Regions from separate parts of the Mus musculus genome. Here region 2 is linked to region 1. The links are chromatin loops, found by intact Hi-C in ENCODE. Cell type or tissue: left cerebral cortex. All regions are shown on one strand. Each heading gives the region's core, and the rest is flanking DNA. Links, peaks and the distances in the headings are about the cores only. Region 1 has its middle 19 kb from the start of Zfp365. Region 2 has its middle 49 kb from the start of Zfp365.

The links. Hi-C counts contacts between places; a loop is a spot of excess contacts. Peaks named below come from ENCODE experiments on the same cell type or tissue, not always from the same donor. Only the 100,000 strongest peaks of a DNase experiment are listed, where the experiment ranks them.
Region 2: it touches region 1 in a loop (2.3-fold over the local background); 3 of 42 quality-filtered maps call a loop at or near these places.

What each region holds. Positions count from the first base shown.
Region 1 is chr10:67,927,720-67,936,055 of GRCm38, reverse strand. No RefSeq gene overlaps it. Among named protein-coding and RNA genes, the nearest start is that of Zfp365, 19 kb to the right of the region's middle. In left cerebral cortex, for the core only: CTCF peaks have their summits at 3,639 and 4,511 (motif pointing right); DNase peaks (open chromatin) are centred at 3,191, 3,523 and 8,015; H3K27ac peaks cover 1,589 bases.
Region 2 is chr10:67,859,863-67,868,198 of GRCm38, reverse strand. No RefSeq gene overlaps it. Among named protein-coding and RNA genes, the nearest start is that of Zfp365, 49 kb to the left of the region's middle. In left cerebral cortex, for the core only: a CTCF peak has its summit at 5,714 (motif pointing left); DNase peaks (open chromatin) are centred at 1,602, 2,934, 3,658 and 5,697.

The DNA.
Region 1 (8,336 bases), core at 217-8,216:
CACCGGGGGGTGGGGTGCAGTGGGGTATGGTATGCTCCCTTTGCCTCTAGGGTCTGCACATGGAATTACCCATAGGTTGGTTATATGCCAATTTTGAGCATGTAGGTAAAATTCTCAGGTCTTTGATAGGGATACATATGGAAAAAGATACCCTCTGAGGGCAGAGTTTTCAGAGATTGTTCTTCTCATGAGGGTAAAGTCCAATGTCACGTAGTGACTGTATGGTAATCATAAGCCAGGTGAGATCTGAATGCCAAACTTATTTGTATGTCATAAGTAAAAGCTAATCAAAGTAAAAATCCAGTTTCACAGACTGGCTTTTCCCTGCCCAGTCGCTACAGCCTCTCTCCTGTATTCTGTTTATGAGTCCTTTATTTCTGTTATCTCAGTGAGATCTAGAATTAAGGGTCTGGACCTTTAATCCTCACTATCGAACCTTAATTCAGGACAAGAGTTTATATACTCAGTTGAGGGGTATAGATTAGGGTTAGATCTTCAACTTGACACTCAGCAATGAAAAAAAAATCTTGTTTTTGTTGTTTTAAGACAGGTCTATATAGACCATCAATTCGAGTAAGGAAAGACAAAAAAGAGAAGTATATAAATAGAAAGGTAGACAATCAGGTCAATGCATCGCTCATTGGTTAATGGCATTGGCCACTAACCCGGCAACCTGAATTCAATCCCTGGGGCCCGCATGGGTTGGCCAGGCAGTGGTGGTTCACACCTCTAACCCTAGCACTCGGGAGGCAGAGGCAGGTGGATGAGTTCAAGGTCAGCCTGGTCTACAGAGTGAGCTCCAAGACAGCCAGGGCTACACAGAGAAACCCTGTCTGGGAAAAACAAACAAGTAAAACAGAAATAACAAACAAACAAACAAACCAAAACAACCCAGCAATTTCTGAAAGTTTTCTTTAATCTACACACACACACACACACACACACACACACACACACACACACACACACACGCCTGGCATGTGCACCCACACACATATGTACACAAACTAAATTGCTTCATGTAATATAACTATTAAAAATGAATTATTTAGTACCTGAGCATGTGTTTCAAATAGAGCAGTGGTTCTCAACCTTCCTAGTGCTGCAATCCTTTAATACAGTTCTTCATGTTGTGGTGACCCACAGTCATAAAACTGTTTTCATTGCTACTTCATCACTGCAATTTTGCTCCTGTTATAAATTGTAATGTAATCTGGTAGTCAGGATATCTGTATGTGACCCTTGTGAGAAGCTTGTTTGATCCTCCCCAGAGGTTGATAACCTTTGAGGTAGCGGGAAAGGAGTTTTGCTGCCTTGTTAAGTTTTCCACTCAGAGACCTCAGCTTGCCTTGCTTATCATGCGACTTAACCTTGTGAGTCACTTCCTCAGAGTCCCATCTTCTCCACGGATAAACTGGATCTCCAACATCCAGGAAGTGTATGAATAAGCTCTTATTCATCATGAAGGAAGAATTTGAATACTGATTAGTATTTCTGAAGAGGAAGGACAAATAAGAGATAAATGGTGGTTGACTGACTGTCCCACAGTAATAAGCACACCAAAGCAGGGTTGTAAGGAATAACATGGGAGTCCTTTCATCTTGACAAGTTAATGAGAAGGAGTCTTTATCTTACTCCATGAAGATGTTTTTAAGATGTATGTGCATGTACAGGTGTGTGTACATGTGTGTGCATGTATGTGTACATGTGAGTGCCCATGTGTGTACATGTGTATTCATGTACACAAGCATTTATGTGCATACATGTATGTATGTGTTCATGTGTGTATGTGTGCACATTTATACATTCATGTGTATGTATGCATGCACACATGTGTACATGTGTTTGTGTGTTTTGTGTGCTCATGTACATGTGTATATGTGTACATGTATGTGTACATACTTATATGTTTGTGTGCATGTGTGTATATACATGTATTATATGTGTGTATGTGCGTGCGTGTTTATACATGTGTGTGGGTGTCTGTGGAAGCCAAAGGAAGGTTTAGGATACCCTGGAGTCCTGTGGATACTTTAACTCTGGACTCCTGGACTTCAAGTTCTGTAAGAAAAATCGATTTCTGTGACTTTAGCCATCCAATAAGGCAATTTGCTGTGGTAACCCCAGGAGCTACCATAGGGTGAAATGGAATCTCACTCGCAAGGACTCTCCTCTGCCACAGCAGTGTGAGAGCTCAGCTAAACAAAACATGTAAGCCAACAGAATTGATTCTGTTCCCATAGCAACAAGTTTCAAAACAGCAGGTAAAGGCTTCTAATGTGCCAACCTGTACCTAAATGTAGTGGCTCCCATCTTGGTTTCTCAGTCTGGATTCCTCCTTCCTGAAGGAGCTGCCTGCTTTTGTCCTGGCAGCACCAGGCAGAGGATGCCTTAGGTCAGAGTGCATATATGCTGACCAATGAGAAGATGGGAAGAGAGGAGAGAGCCAATCCGTTCCCTTCAGAGAGGAAACCAGGTTAGTAAATCTCCACTTACATTCTGAAGGGAACCAAATATCCATCGTCTGCTGAGAGGATGTGGAAGTACAGTCCTTATTCTGGGTAGCAATGTGTCAGGTGCAAACAGGTGACACATAAGATGGTCGAAGGGGACTGAGACATGGTTGATTAGGGGGGGGTGCGCACACAGTGGGACGGGTGACATGATTACGCGTTAAGAACATGTTTTGCCAAGACAATGAATGTTATCAATGCAGAGCAGAGCAGAGCAAAGACCAGATACACTGTAATTAGAGCAGTTTGTAAGGTATTAGTTAGGGGTTGGAGAAAGGGCTCAGAGGTTAAGAGTGCATACTGCTCTTGAAGAAGATCCAAGTTCAGTTTCCAGCATCTAAATAGGACAGCCCATAACTACCCGTGGCACCAGCTCCAGAGAACCTGATGCTGTCTTCTGGCCTTTATGGACAGGCACGTACATGTAAACACATATATACCCTAGCACGTACACTATTAAAAAAAAAAAAAAGATTTGATGAGCTGTGAAACCAGCAAAGTCCATTCGGTTGGGCAGACCCAAGGATAAAAATAGTACAGAAAAGTGAAGAGTCTTAGAAGTGACTGTGAGTCATCACCAAATCCACAACGTGGGATTCCCGGGAGTGAGGAGCGGTAGAGAGCACAAGTCAAAGAAATCAGAGCAAAAATGTCTCAAAGTTGCTGGAAAAACGTTGAGCAACAAATGCGACGCTCAACAAATCCCAAGCAGACTACATTTAATGATTCCGCACCCAATCCGTCAGTGTTAATCTGTCAAAGAGAAGAGAATTTTAAAAGCAGCAAGACCGAGCCAGTGACTCATAAGGAGAACGTGGAAAGACATCTAAGGCTGGGGTGCGGGGTGCGGGATGCGGGGTGCGGGGTGCGGGGTGCGGGATGCGGGGTGGACACACTCAATAAAAGATAGTTTTGTTAAAGGAGCTCTTGTTGGAGAGGCAAGAGCTTCCAGCCCGCGCAGGAGCTGGGCTGCAAGCTCTCTGGAGGACTGGGTGCTGCTGCTACTTGCGGGAGCTCGGGATGTTTCTGAGCACGTCCCTCTGGCACACGGTACTGCTGCAATCTGAGGAAAGAAAACAGCGGACACTGTATCCTGAAGACAGGTTCTCCATAGGCTTAAGTCCATGAACACTTAGTCCCCTCTTGGTGGCGCTGTTTAGGGAAGGTAATGGGCCTTGAGAGAAGAATCTTACCACTGAGGGAGGGCTCTGGGAGTTTATATCCCTGCCCCATCCCTCCAGCCCCACTCGTGATAAAGCTTTATACTGTGTTTACTGCAATACTTATATAGATAATATTTATAAATGCTTATAAAGACCCCTTCCAAGCCTCACCAGCACACACTGAAGGGTGAATTTGGCTGGGAAATACTATTCATTTATGGTACAGTGCAGCTCCTCTTCTACATGAGTTTGCCTTTATTGGATTTGATTTAGAATACATTCTAGAAATGAAAAATAACCTAGATATGTGTGTTTATACATTTTGCCAAATTTGAAAAAAATAGTTATTATTTCATATTTCTTCTTTCTTTGTCTCCTTTCTTTTCTGGGTCTCTGACCACATAATGGCTACTACCTCTGGGGTCAGTGAGAATTCATTCTTACTTAATTCTTACCCCTGTTTTATATTTGTTATAATATAACTTTATTCAGTGAGCTTATATTTCATGTATTGTATATCTTAGGCACAAGAGTTATATTTGGTTCAATTTATAACTTCTGTGTTTTCCCCCATTATGGTTGCATTAAGTCCTTAAGTCCTTGAGCATTTAGTCTTAAGGCTTTGAAGTCTTTAGACTATCCAACCATACCATCTGTTATATTTCTAAATCGGTTTCTGCTGTTTCTCTTGGTTTTCACATTTTCTCACCCTTCTATGCCTACCAAGTTTTCAGTGATTGCTGAATACCATGGGGTTAATTTTTTAAGCATCTGGATTTTTTTAAATGGTGGTTTGAATAAAAAATATCTCCCATAGGCTTGGGACATGAACACTTAGTCACCACTTGGTGGCGCTGTTTAGGGAAGCTTATGGAACCTTTAGGAATACAGCCTTGAGACAAGAAGCTTACCCCCGAGCAGGGCTCTGGGAGTTTATAACCCTGCCCCATTCCTTCCAGTTTGCTCTCACTGCTTTCTCCCCGTGGTTGAAGATGGTCATTTCTCAGCTTCTTGCTCTGTTGAGTTCAGGGTGGAAGCTGAGAAAACTCACTTCAGATACAGAAGCTTAAAAATGCAAGCTTTATTTTGTGAGTGCTCAGGGAGGGGGCCAATTCAGGATCTGAATGGTATCAAAGGGATATTGTACAACATTTTAAATGGATGGAAACAGAAAGCTAGGGGGGTTATCCAGTTGTATCTTGACATTATGGATTAAGCAAAGGATGTACTCGTTGGAGACTGGACAATCTCCAGGGCAACTGTCTTCAAGGTCCTTAATTCATTCTCCTAGACATTAAGCCCAGAACTCAGAGTGATAGGGGACAAAGGAGTGGGTTGGCTGCCTATGGTTAATTAGAACATAATAGGCATTTGGTTATATGTTTTTACAACGTATGCACCTTGGTTTAGATAACAGCAATTTCTATACTTTTTATTGGTTAACAGACAATTAAGAAAACATTTGGAGATGTGGGATAGGTGTTCGTTTCTAGGCCTGGGAACATGACCTTGTTTGACCCTGTCAGCAAGATGGAGAAGTTGTCCTTGAGATGGCTGGAGTCAGATGTTCAGCTATAGGGAAGTCCCCAGCTCCCCTAGGGGCTGAGAGCTTGGATTTAGTTTCTCCCTACGATTAAATGGAGTCTGAAAACAAAATTGTAGTACTTAGAATACGTTTCTTTTGCTTGTTCCCAACAGCTCCAGCCGCCTGCTGCCATGCCTCCTCTGCCAGTGAGGACTGTCCTTCTGGAAAAACAAAACAAAATAAACTCTTTCTTCCCTACGTTGTCTTGGTTATACCATTTTATCATATCAACAAAAAGTATTTGATAGACTTTCTTGTGTTGTTTAAAATGTGTTTCAATTTGCTCCACCATCTGCCAAAACTGCTTGCTGGTCAGGGCGGCTAGTTTGATGTCGATTACTTCACTAGAGTAATTTACAGTAAGCTGTACCCTGTGGATGGTCCAGTCTTACTCTTAAGACTTGATAATGTTGATTAAATAATGAATTCGAGTATTCAGATAGATTTTTTTTTACCCTATTTTGAAAGTCTGAAGTGAAAATTCTTATCTACTCCTACATGAGTACTGAGGGTTTTGAAGTTTTCAGCAACCAGAGTTTCCCATTTTGGGGCAGTTTGGTCATCCATTCACCTGGTCTTATATGAAACTCAGCATAATTGTTAACGCTTTGTGTTCCATTCCGTCTTCTCTGGACCTTTGGCCGGTACATTCTAACAACCCCGACCTTCCCCAATTCCAACATCATGTCTCATTCACGCAGTGACTGGGGTTCTCTTTTCTGTTCCACAGCCTGGAAAGTGCTTCCAGGATGAAAGCTAGAGAATGGTAAGGATTCCACCATCTTTCTCTCAGGAGTTACAGGTCTGAACAACCTGCTCAGTTTGTAAAGGGCATTGTGTTGGCTAGACCTATGTCAACTTCACATAAGCAAGAGGCGTCTGGGAAGAGGGAATCTGAGAGAAATTCTCCATAGGATTGGCCCATAAGAGAGTCTATAGTGCATTTTCTTAACTGGGGATTGATGGTAAAAATTAATTAGGGCTTCTACCCCATCTTAGATTATTTATTTCTCAAACAGACACAAAACCTTTATATGTATAATAAGTCTTAGTAGCACTAGAGCTGAGAGATATCAACCATCTAAGTTATTTTGCCTACTTCCCTGTCAATAAATAACTCTGAGATATAATTTGCCATGTTCCCCATGGGCTGCTCCTAATCCAACTGGCCAGCCCTCAAGACCATGCGCTCACGATCCACCTACCCCATGACATCTTCCTCTCTCCTTCCCTCCTCGCGGTCTGTACCTCATAGCCAGGAAACCTAACCCCCATCTACCTCTTTTCTGCCCAGCTATAGGCTGTTAGCATTTTCATTTGACCAATCAGGGATAGCTTGGGGAGTTGGACTGGCAAAGCTACATAGCATCACTTGGTATGTGTGAGGATCTCTTTATGCCTGGGAGCAACGGACCTCGGGAGCCAGCATTTACAATACATAGCAACAGACCAAACCGCTATGGATGGGGGAAGGTTCCCCCGGCAGGTGGTCCTGGGTGCTATGAGAAAACAAACAGAGCAAGCCTAGGAGGACAAAGCAGTACGCAGCACTCCCCCCACGGCCTCTGCTTCGGTTCTTACACTGAGTTCCTGCCATGATTTTCCCTCACTGATGGAGTGTGGCCCGGGAGTTGTACGCTGAAATAAATCCGTTCCTTCCCACGTTGTTTTTGGTCATGGTGTTTTTTTTAACAGCAAAGAAAACCCCAAGACAAATGACTTCTCACATTTTTGTCCCATCCAGAGTAGCCCCTACCTGTTCATTGTCTTCTATGACAGAGTCCTTCTGTGATACTTCAGTAATCGAACATTTAATTTTAAACCGGGCCCATCTCGGGCCATTTGAACATCGCAGGAAGCAGGAGCAGGTGGGGCTCCTAGATGTGAGGTTGCACTTCCTCTCATACAGCTTTTAAGGTCATTCCTGTTGATCAGAGTACCGGTGGGACAATAAGGTTGGTTCTAGGCTTCCTAAATGCCAGCCTGCAATAGTGAGGCAGGCACAGAGTAACTGCTATGAGTCCTCCCAATAGAAAAGAGGAAGATGAGAAGGCAGAAACCATGGGTATGTGGGGATTTTGAAGCTACAGCACAACACGTTTTCAGATCCAGTTCTAGCGCTCCCTAGTAATTATTCTAGATAGCTTTGGCCCACTCTCTGGACTCCTGGTTCCACGCCTTCTTTGGTCCCCTCTCTGGATTGAAGGTTCTGAGACATCTTTGCGCCATTTTCTGCATTTCTTGTTTCACCCTTTCTGGTCTAATCAGAGTTGTATTGGCATTGTTCTGCCTTTGGTTCATTCTCTGGATCCTTAGTCCCGTTCTGTCTTTATCCACTGTCTGAACTCAAAGGCTTCCTGTCATTTTGTTGATGTCTCCATCTCTTTCTGCCCAAGGATGATTTCAGTTAGTGTAATTCCTTTTAATTTTGAAAAACGTTTTATTTTTGGTCTGCATCTCACTGGCATGTATGAACGAAGAGCTGTACTCACCAATGCCTTCTTTGGAAGCTCGTCTCAGCCATAGGCTTCTGAGGCTGGGAATACAGCTTTCCAATCCTTGCAGAACTTTTCCTCTCCCAGAACAATCCCCCGGGGCATTGCTTTAGGTTTTTCTAAACTCTTCACAAAGAAATTGACAGGTTCTACCATCTGCTTCCTCTTTAGCTCACGTTGGGGGGTGTGAGGGCTCTTGATTGATATGTGCCTGAAAGTTATTTCTTAACCTCAACATTGTTCGCCATCTGTAGAACCTTGGACCGAGGACTGCTTTTGATTTCAAAACTAGCACCCACTGGATTTGAATTCTTTTCAGTTCTTGCAGCTTCTCTCTGTGCTTGTCTGTTGCAGCAGGAGCAGCAAGCAGAAGGCAAGGAACATATTTAACTCCCTGGCTTAAATGTATTTTACATTTCCCATGCTACCGCAGCAGCAATATGCTAAGCTTCCCACCCCTCTCTTACTGTTTCCCTCTGTCTCTTTCTCTTTCTGTCTCTGTCTCTCTCTGTCTCTTTCTGTGTCTTTGTCTCTCTTTGTCTCTATCTGTTTCCCTCTGTCTTTATCTCTCTGTCCCTCT
Region 2 (8,336 bases), core at 237-8,236, 68 kb after region 1:
CTCACATGGAGTCTCATACACACACACAATTCTTATTTCTCTTTACAATATTTCCTCAATATCTTTCTATATTAGCGAGTAGAGATCTTTTTGCTTTTTAAAAACAGTGATGTAATCCACATCTTTACACCTCTTACATGGTATATAACATATGATCTGTTATATGTCTTTATACCTGCTACTTACACGTTATTTTTAAAATTTACACATTATTTTTTTCAATGGTAGCAGTTAACGTAGCCTGTGTAGATCATAGGAAATCTATGCTGTGTGCAAATCACACAGGTGGTCTAGTGTGTTTTAGGACAAACTTCTAGGTTAACACGTATATGTGGGCTTGCAGAGGACTCAGTTGGTGCAATGTCTGCTGCACACAAGCAGGAAGGCCCAAGTTCAATCCCCAGAACCCACTTTAAAAGCTGAGCATGGTGGCGAGTACTGGGGAGATGGAGATAGGACCATCCCTTGACTCACTGGTCTAGCCTTGGACACTCTTCTGGCCCAGAAGCCTAGCTGCATCACTGCATCAGTTAGATCCAGGCAATGAGACTCCCTGTCTCAAACAACAAACCCAAGGTGGATGATATCTGAGGACTGACACTTCAAATTGACCTTTGGCCTTTACACTTGAGCACCTATACATACATAAGCTCACACACACACACACACACACATGATGTGTGTAGCGCCATGATCTTTCATTGATGAGAACAAAGCAAATCTGGACAAACTTTGGAATATAAAAATGGGACTAATCAATGGTCACTGGAGGGATTTTAAAACATTAAATGGGACTTACAGGACCTCTGTAATTACTGTGCCTATATTTTCCATCGATTTGATCCAGTGTTGCAAGACTGTGAATGTCCAACATAAGAGAGAGGCCAGTGCTAGTCTGCTGAGAAAAGGTGGGAAAGTTTGAAAGAGCCAATTCAGAGACAGTTAAGGGTCAGGATGGCTCCCAAATACATCAGTTAATATGATCAAAAGGATTCATTGGAAGCAATCTTGCTTCAAATGATAGGAAAAAGCATCCGTCTCCAGAATATTGAAAATATTTTTTTAATTATTTACTTAGACATTTATCCTCTGTGTGTGCCCAAGTGTTTGTGTACCATATGTGTGAAGTACCCTAGGAAGTCAGAAGAGGGTATCAGACTTTCTCCAGCTTACAGGTGATTGTGAACAGCCAAATGTGGGTGCTATGAATTGAACTAGGGTCCTCTGGAGGAGTAGTGTAACCCCCTCAGCCACCGAACTGTGTCTACAGCCCCTTAAAAATTTACTTTTTTATTTCTATTTTTGTATATGTGTGTGAATGTTTATGCAGAGGCCAGAAGAGGGTGTCAGATCACCTGGAACTGGAGTTGTACACAGTTGTGAACTGCCCAAGAGAGGTAGGAACCAAATTTCGGTCCTCTGGAAGAGCAGAAAATGCTCGCAACCACTGAGCCATCTCTCTAGCGCTACCACATCCCATGTTAAAGCCTAAGATTGACTTTAAGCACTCTCACAGTAAGCCCAGATTTGGCACTCGGTCGCCAGTCATTACGAGGCTTAGCGAGTCTAAGGCTGTGATCCAGAAAAACCTCTCCACACTCTGCTTCTCCTCTGAAGGCCCAGATTAGCAGGGGAATCAAGCCAAAAGGAAGTACACTTCGCTGGAGTATGAGCCGCTCTGTGGAGACGCTTGATCTAAGTTCGTCTCCAAAGAGGAATAAAACAGGTTGAACTGTGTCGGTGGTTTCATTGATAGAATGCTTCTCTACCATGCACAAAGTCCCTGGGTTCCAGTCCCACACAAACATGGTGTGGTGGCACATACTGTAATCCTTGGGAGGTAGAGGTGGGGCGGCGTATCAGAAACTGAAGGTCATTCTTGCTTACAAAGTGAGTTTGAGGCTAGCCTGGGCTACAGAAGACCTAGCTTTAATCAAAGTCAACATCGATGACATCAAAGTAAATAAAAACACACACAAACCTCCAAATACCCAAGGGGTAAAGAGAAGGGTCCAAGATAACTCCATCAGAGCTTGCGAGTGATTAGAATGACTAAGGGGTTTTTGGAAGCCCCAGAAGTTGGGTTCGGAAGTTGAATTCCTTCAGACAGCGGGTGACTCACTGACTTGGCCATCACAGTGGCTGATTCACCTGCTCTCGGGTCAGTTGCCTAACAACTGGGGCTGGCCGGATAGTTCTGTCTCATCGACTTCAAGACTGCCCCACCCAGGGGTCCATCCCATAATCAGCCACCAAAAGCAGACACCATTGCATACACCAGCAAGATTTTGCTGAAAGGACTCTGATATAGCTGTTGCATATGAGGCTATGCCAGTGCCTGGCAAACACAGAAGTGGATGCTCACAGTCAGCTATTGGATGAAACACAGGCCCCTAATGGAGGAGCTAGAGAAACTACCCAAGGAGCTAAAGGGGTCTGCAACCCTATAGGTGGAACAACAATATGAACTAACCAGTACCCCCAGAGCTCGTGTCTCTAGCTGCATTTGTTGCACAAGATGGCCTAGTCGGCCATCACTGGGAAGAGAGGCCCCTTGGTCTTGCAAACTTTATATGCCCCAGTACAGGGGAAACACCAAGGCCAAGAATTGGGAGTGGGCGGGTAGGGGAACAGGGGGTGGGTGTAGGGGACTTTGGGGATAGCATTTGAAATGTAAATGAAGTAAATACCTAATAAAAATTCAGGAAAAAAGTATCAAGCCTTTAGTATACACACACTAACTCTGATGTCCTTCTTAGGAGAAACTCCACAGTGCTCTGGCACAGAGATGGCCTTCAGGAAGGACAGCACTTGAGTAACGCCTTTCAGTCGCTGCTGTGAAGAATTTGCTCTGAGCATCTCGCCTAGCTTCTTTCCCCATCCAGAACTGATGGGGGTGGTTCTGACAGGGAGCCAAAGTGAGTTGCAGGAGCCCCAACAGAGGACCAAGGAGTGTCCCAAGATGTTGCCAGCAAGGCTTCCTTTTTAAAACTCAAAATTCAGTGTGAGCCTCAAATACACTGAGGGTGGAAATCTGGATACTTCAGAAAGAGGGGGTGTTGAGAACAGTCAGCCTAGACCTTCCTTGGAAATACTGAGTAGGGAGTTTCCAGTCCCCTTGCTCTATGTATTCAATATAGACCTCTCTCTCTCTCTCTCTCTCTCTCTCTCTCTCTCTCTCTCTCTCTCTCTCTCTCTCTCTCTCTCTCTGTAAGATGGAAAACAGATGGAGCTGTTCTAGAGAGATGGTTGGTGTACTGGCTAGTTTTGTGTCAACTTGACACAAGCTAGAGTTATCACAGAGAAAGGAGCCTCCCTTGAGGAAATGCCTCCATGAGATCCAGTTCTAAGGCATTTTCTCAATAAGTGATCAAGGGTGGGAGGGTCCATGGTGGGTGGTCCATCCCTGGGCTTGTAGTTTTGGGTTCTATAAGAAAGCAAGCTGAGCAAGCCAGGGGAAGCAAGCCAGTAAGTAACATCCCTCCATGGTCTCTGCATCAGCTCCTGCCTCCGAGTTCCTGTCCTGTCTGAGTTCCTGTCCTGACTTCCTTTGGTGATGTGAAAGTGTAAGCTGAATAAACCCTTTCCTTCCCAGCTTGCCTCTTGGTCATGCTGTTTTGTGCAGGAATAGAAACCCTGACTAAGACAGTTGGCAATTCGGAGTGTTTGGTTCCTACACAGGATCTGAATTCCATTTTTTCCTGTTGGGCAGCTCACAGATGCCTCTAACTTTAGCTCTAAGGGGATCTGAGTTTCTCTCCTGGACTCCTTGGGGCACACACATGTACAAGTGCACATCCCTACTTACCTATAAACACACATGCATGTACACACACACTGAAATAAATCACAAAAAGAGGAATGTTGGCGGTAGGAAAGCTTCCCGATGAAAACTGGAGGCGCTTGAAGAGCTGTTCCAGATGTCTACCCAAGCTTCAGTTGCTTCGTTTGGTAAAGTAAAGGGCTGTGTACACGGACCTGCGTTTCCTAAACGTCCTTGAACAAAAACATCACGAGGAGTGGTGTTAAAACTAGGACAGCGCATAGCCTTACCCAGGTGAGCTGAATGCAAATCACTAAGGCGGTGCTGAGAATCTAAGTGACTTCCTCTGGACTAGCCCACTATGGAGACAGCCTGGCTCTGACCACGTAATCTGGTTAAACTCCAGAATGAGGGAATGGACCTGCCTCTTTCTAAGAGGTCGTGTCAACGCAGAAGAAGAGCAACAGAGCTTGAGTCTCCCAGGTGGGGTGCACCCAAGGCCATGTCCTTCTACACTATATCTTAGCTCAGGCTAACCCCCTGTCCATACCTTTCACCCATAACCTAACTTGAGTTTTTGATTCTTCTCTAATCTAAAGGGAGAAATATGGAGAGATGAGGGCCATGGTGTGTTGAAGGACCGCTGAATCCTTGCAGGGGAGATTGAGAAGGACTTTAACAACACCCCACCCCCACCCACCCCCACAGCAAAATGAGTTTCCAAACAGGTGAGGACTTAACCAGGCTCTTAGCCCAGAGTCCAGGTTTCCTGATGTTCAGAATCAACGTATTTTCTGATGACTTTACATTTGTGATGATCCTCTCAAAGAGGAGTGTCTGTTTGGCCTCACAGGCACCTTAGGTATGATTGTCTGAGAGCCATGGGCTTACTGGTGATTCAGGGATGAAACAGGTGACTTCTCAAAAGGTGTAATGCTCTCCTGCCAGAAGGCTCACGACTCTTAGCACCTCATTGTCAGGAGATGGAAGTATAATGGTGAAACAGCGAAGCAGCGGGAGTCGCTGATGTGTAAGACACCTGCAAAGTCCGAGGGAAGCCAGTCCATTGGCAGAGAGTGACATCGGTACCAATTATTCTGGCACAAAACTTATTTCTACCATGCACCTGTGCAGCCAAGTTTTTATCCAAACCCCTAGCAATGTCCAAGTCCTTAAGCCACAAAAATCAGAAGGGAAAAAATGGATTTCTTTTGACCTGTTGCCTAAGTCCGTGACGTCATATGCTTTACAGGCAAAGCCATAACAGTGTATTCAAGTATGTCATCTCCAGTATACTTAATAAAAATACTATCTCTATCGAAAAATGATTCGTCAGCCAAGTTACCTATTTTTGCCCATGTTTTCCACAGATACATGGAAAGTCATATTTTACACCCATAACATTAACGTATTTCCCTCTTTGGTGTGTGGGTTTCTTTACTATAGCATTTCTGTGTGTTTGCATTTGTTTATCTAGCGATTCTTTTTATGCGTGTGAACATGCAACAGGTCATAGGTGGAGGTCTGGAGGTCAGAGGACAACATTCGGGAGTTGGTTCTTCGCTTCAACTATGCGTGTGGGTTCTAGGGATCTAACACACAGTCAAGCTTGATAGAAAGTTTTTTTAACCCACTGAGAGACTCCTCAGCCTCCCACCCTCCCTCTGTCCCTCCCTTCCTCCTCTCCCTCCCTCTCCTTCTCCTCCTTTTTCCTCCCTTTCAATAAGGTCCTGCCCCCACTTCCTAAGTGCTGAGATTATAGGCACGGGGCTTATGCAGCGAAAGTGACCAAACCCAGGGCTTTGTTCCCGGAGTGCAAGCACCCTACCGATTGAGCTGTACCCCAGACCCCACTTCTTTTCTACCTTAGCCCACCTTACTGACACAGGAATCTGAACGTGTTTGTAACATGACTTTATATACGCTTAGAGGAGCTACCGCCACCTGGTGTCTTACCCAAGATATTACAATTGGCAGAAAACAAACAAGCTGCTGATTTTGCAGGCAGGGGATTTTCTTCTAGACAGGAAAGTCCCAATATCCATACAAGTTAAGTAGCCTGGAATCTTGACTAACTGGCACAAAAGTAGCTAGAATAGGTAAGTTAAATCACTGGGATTTTATTTTTAATGGCTAGAAGAAAGTACACAGCCCTTCCCCTTCCCCTCCCCTCCCCTCCCCCTACTTTCCCCTTTCTCTCCCTTTTCCTTCCCTCTTCCCCCCTCTCCTTCCTTCCCTTCCCCCCTCTCATTTTATCTCCCCTCCCTTTTACTCCCCGCCCCTTCCCCTCTTCCCTTCCCTTTCCCCTTCCCTCTCCCAGTCTTCCTCTCTCTCTCTCTCTCTCTCTCTCTCTCTCTCTCTCTCTGTATGCATACAAACTTGTTCATGTGAACACATGAGGGAGCCAGAGTCTGACGCTGGGATGCCCTCCCTCCACACCTTCTCTGCCTCTCCTACCAAAACTGAAGTTTGCTGTTTCCACAAAACACTGTGTCCAACATGTAGATGGCACTTTAATTTCCTTTCTGTTCCTATGACAACACTGTGGCCAAAAGCAACTCAGGGGAGAGAAAGGGGCCGTTAGCCACAGGGTATCACTGGGCAGAAACCATGAAGGAATGCTGCTTCCTGGCCGGCTTTCAGGTCCATCTCTACCATAAGCTAGACTTCTAATACAGCTCAGAACCATCTGCACAGAGGATGGTGCCACCCACAGTGGACTGGACCCTCCTACATCAATTAACAACCAAGACAATCCCCCACAGGCCAGTATGATAAGGGATATCACTCAGTCGAGACTTCCTTCCCTGCTGGGACAAGTAACAGTTAAAGTTAGCTAGGACATATGGGCTCTGGGCACCCAAGCTCAGGTCCCCATAACTGAGCATTAGGCAGTTTACTTATGGAACCCAGAGTCCCATTCTTCATATTTAGGAGGAAAAACAACAGACACAAATGGCGATTGTTGAAATTTAATTCCACAAGAAAGTTAAATGGCGTGTCCAGATTATTGGTAATAATACATAAAAATGTTAATTAGTAAGGACAATTTTGATGACCTATAAGACCTTAGTCATTCACGGTGTCACTTCAGTACTTCAAGGCAAAAAGGATTTTCACAAAGAAATTAGTGTTTGGTAGGAGATTAGCATTCCTTGAATCTCTTTCCAGGCCTTCAATGATCCACACCGTTGCCATGACTAATACCCTGACTATCGTGACCCAGACCCAATTAGCTGGCAAAGCAAATGCTAAAGAGAGAGCCAACTAGGAGTTGGTGAGATCTCGTTTCAGAGTTGGTAACTTTGTGTCAAGAATCTCATTTCTGTCGGCAGGCTTATCTGTAACATGGTCAGGAGAGTCACACCCACAGTTCTACACAAGGTGTATAATTAGCCCTTAAAAGATGACATGGGTGAGCACATGGCATTGCAAAGGGGTCCGGCACACAGGGAAACCTCTTCCTGGAAGCCTCTTACTCCATTGCTCCATTGCTCCATTGCTGTTAGCTCTCAGAGCAGGAGAGCCGAATGCTGCAGGTACCTGCACAGGTGAGAAAACACCATCTCTGCTCTCGGTGATGTCAAAAGTTGTTCCTATTTACATCTTTCTACAATCTGTACCCATAGGGGAAAACTTGAGTATACATCGGGTTTGGGGGTGGAGCAAGATAGATAGAGATAAGGAAATATGGCTGAGGTCATTTTACAACTGATAAATTATGAAGAGCAGTTCCGCTGAATATAACTACTTTAAAATACATTTGTTTAATCTATTTATTAGAGACAATGTTTCGCCTAGCCGAGGCCCTGGGTTTACTATGTAATTGAGGCTGCCCTTGAGTGGGCCTGTGCAGCTGTGTGTATGAGCACAGATCCTGCCCTTTTGCTGCTCCCTGTCAAGTGCTGGGACTGCAGATGTGCACCTCTGTACCAAATATTAGGAGGTGCTGAGGATAAAGCCCATGCCAGGTGGACACTCTCCTCCACAAGCCCCATCCCCTGCCCCTACATTTCTTTCTTTCTTTAATTGTTTGGAGACAGGGTCTCACACTGTACTCTAAGCTGAACTGGGACTCACTTACATGGCCCACACTGGCCTCAAAGTTCTATCTATCCCCCTGCCTCAGCCTCAAAGCATAAGGCACCAAGCTCAATTGCTTTAGGAAGCAGCTTGTTGACTTTATCTTAAAGAGTTGAGCTACGACACCCTGCTTTTCTTGCCCTCTGTAAATCCTCTTCCTGGCATAAAGTAAATGTGAAAATGTAAACAGAAAATTTGGTTCTTCTAAAGGAGACCCATGCTACCTTCTTCCTTTTGGGGGCGGGGTGGGTTTGGGGTTTTGGCTTTTCAAGTATGGGGCAGAGTTCTTTATGTAGCCCTGGCTGTCCTAGACTCGATCTGTAGACCAGGCTGGCTTCAAACTCACAGAGATCCACCTGCCTCTTCCTCCTGAGTGCTGAGGTTGAAGATATGTGCCACCCCACCTTCCTTTTGCTTTTAAGTAAAGGATTCTGGGAACAGTTGTGGTGACAGACACATATCAAGAGGGAGTTATTTTGCTCTAACTGTA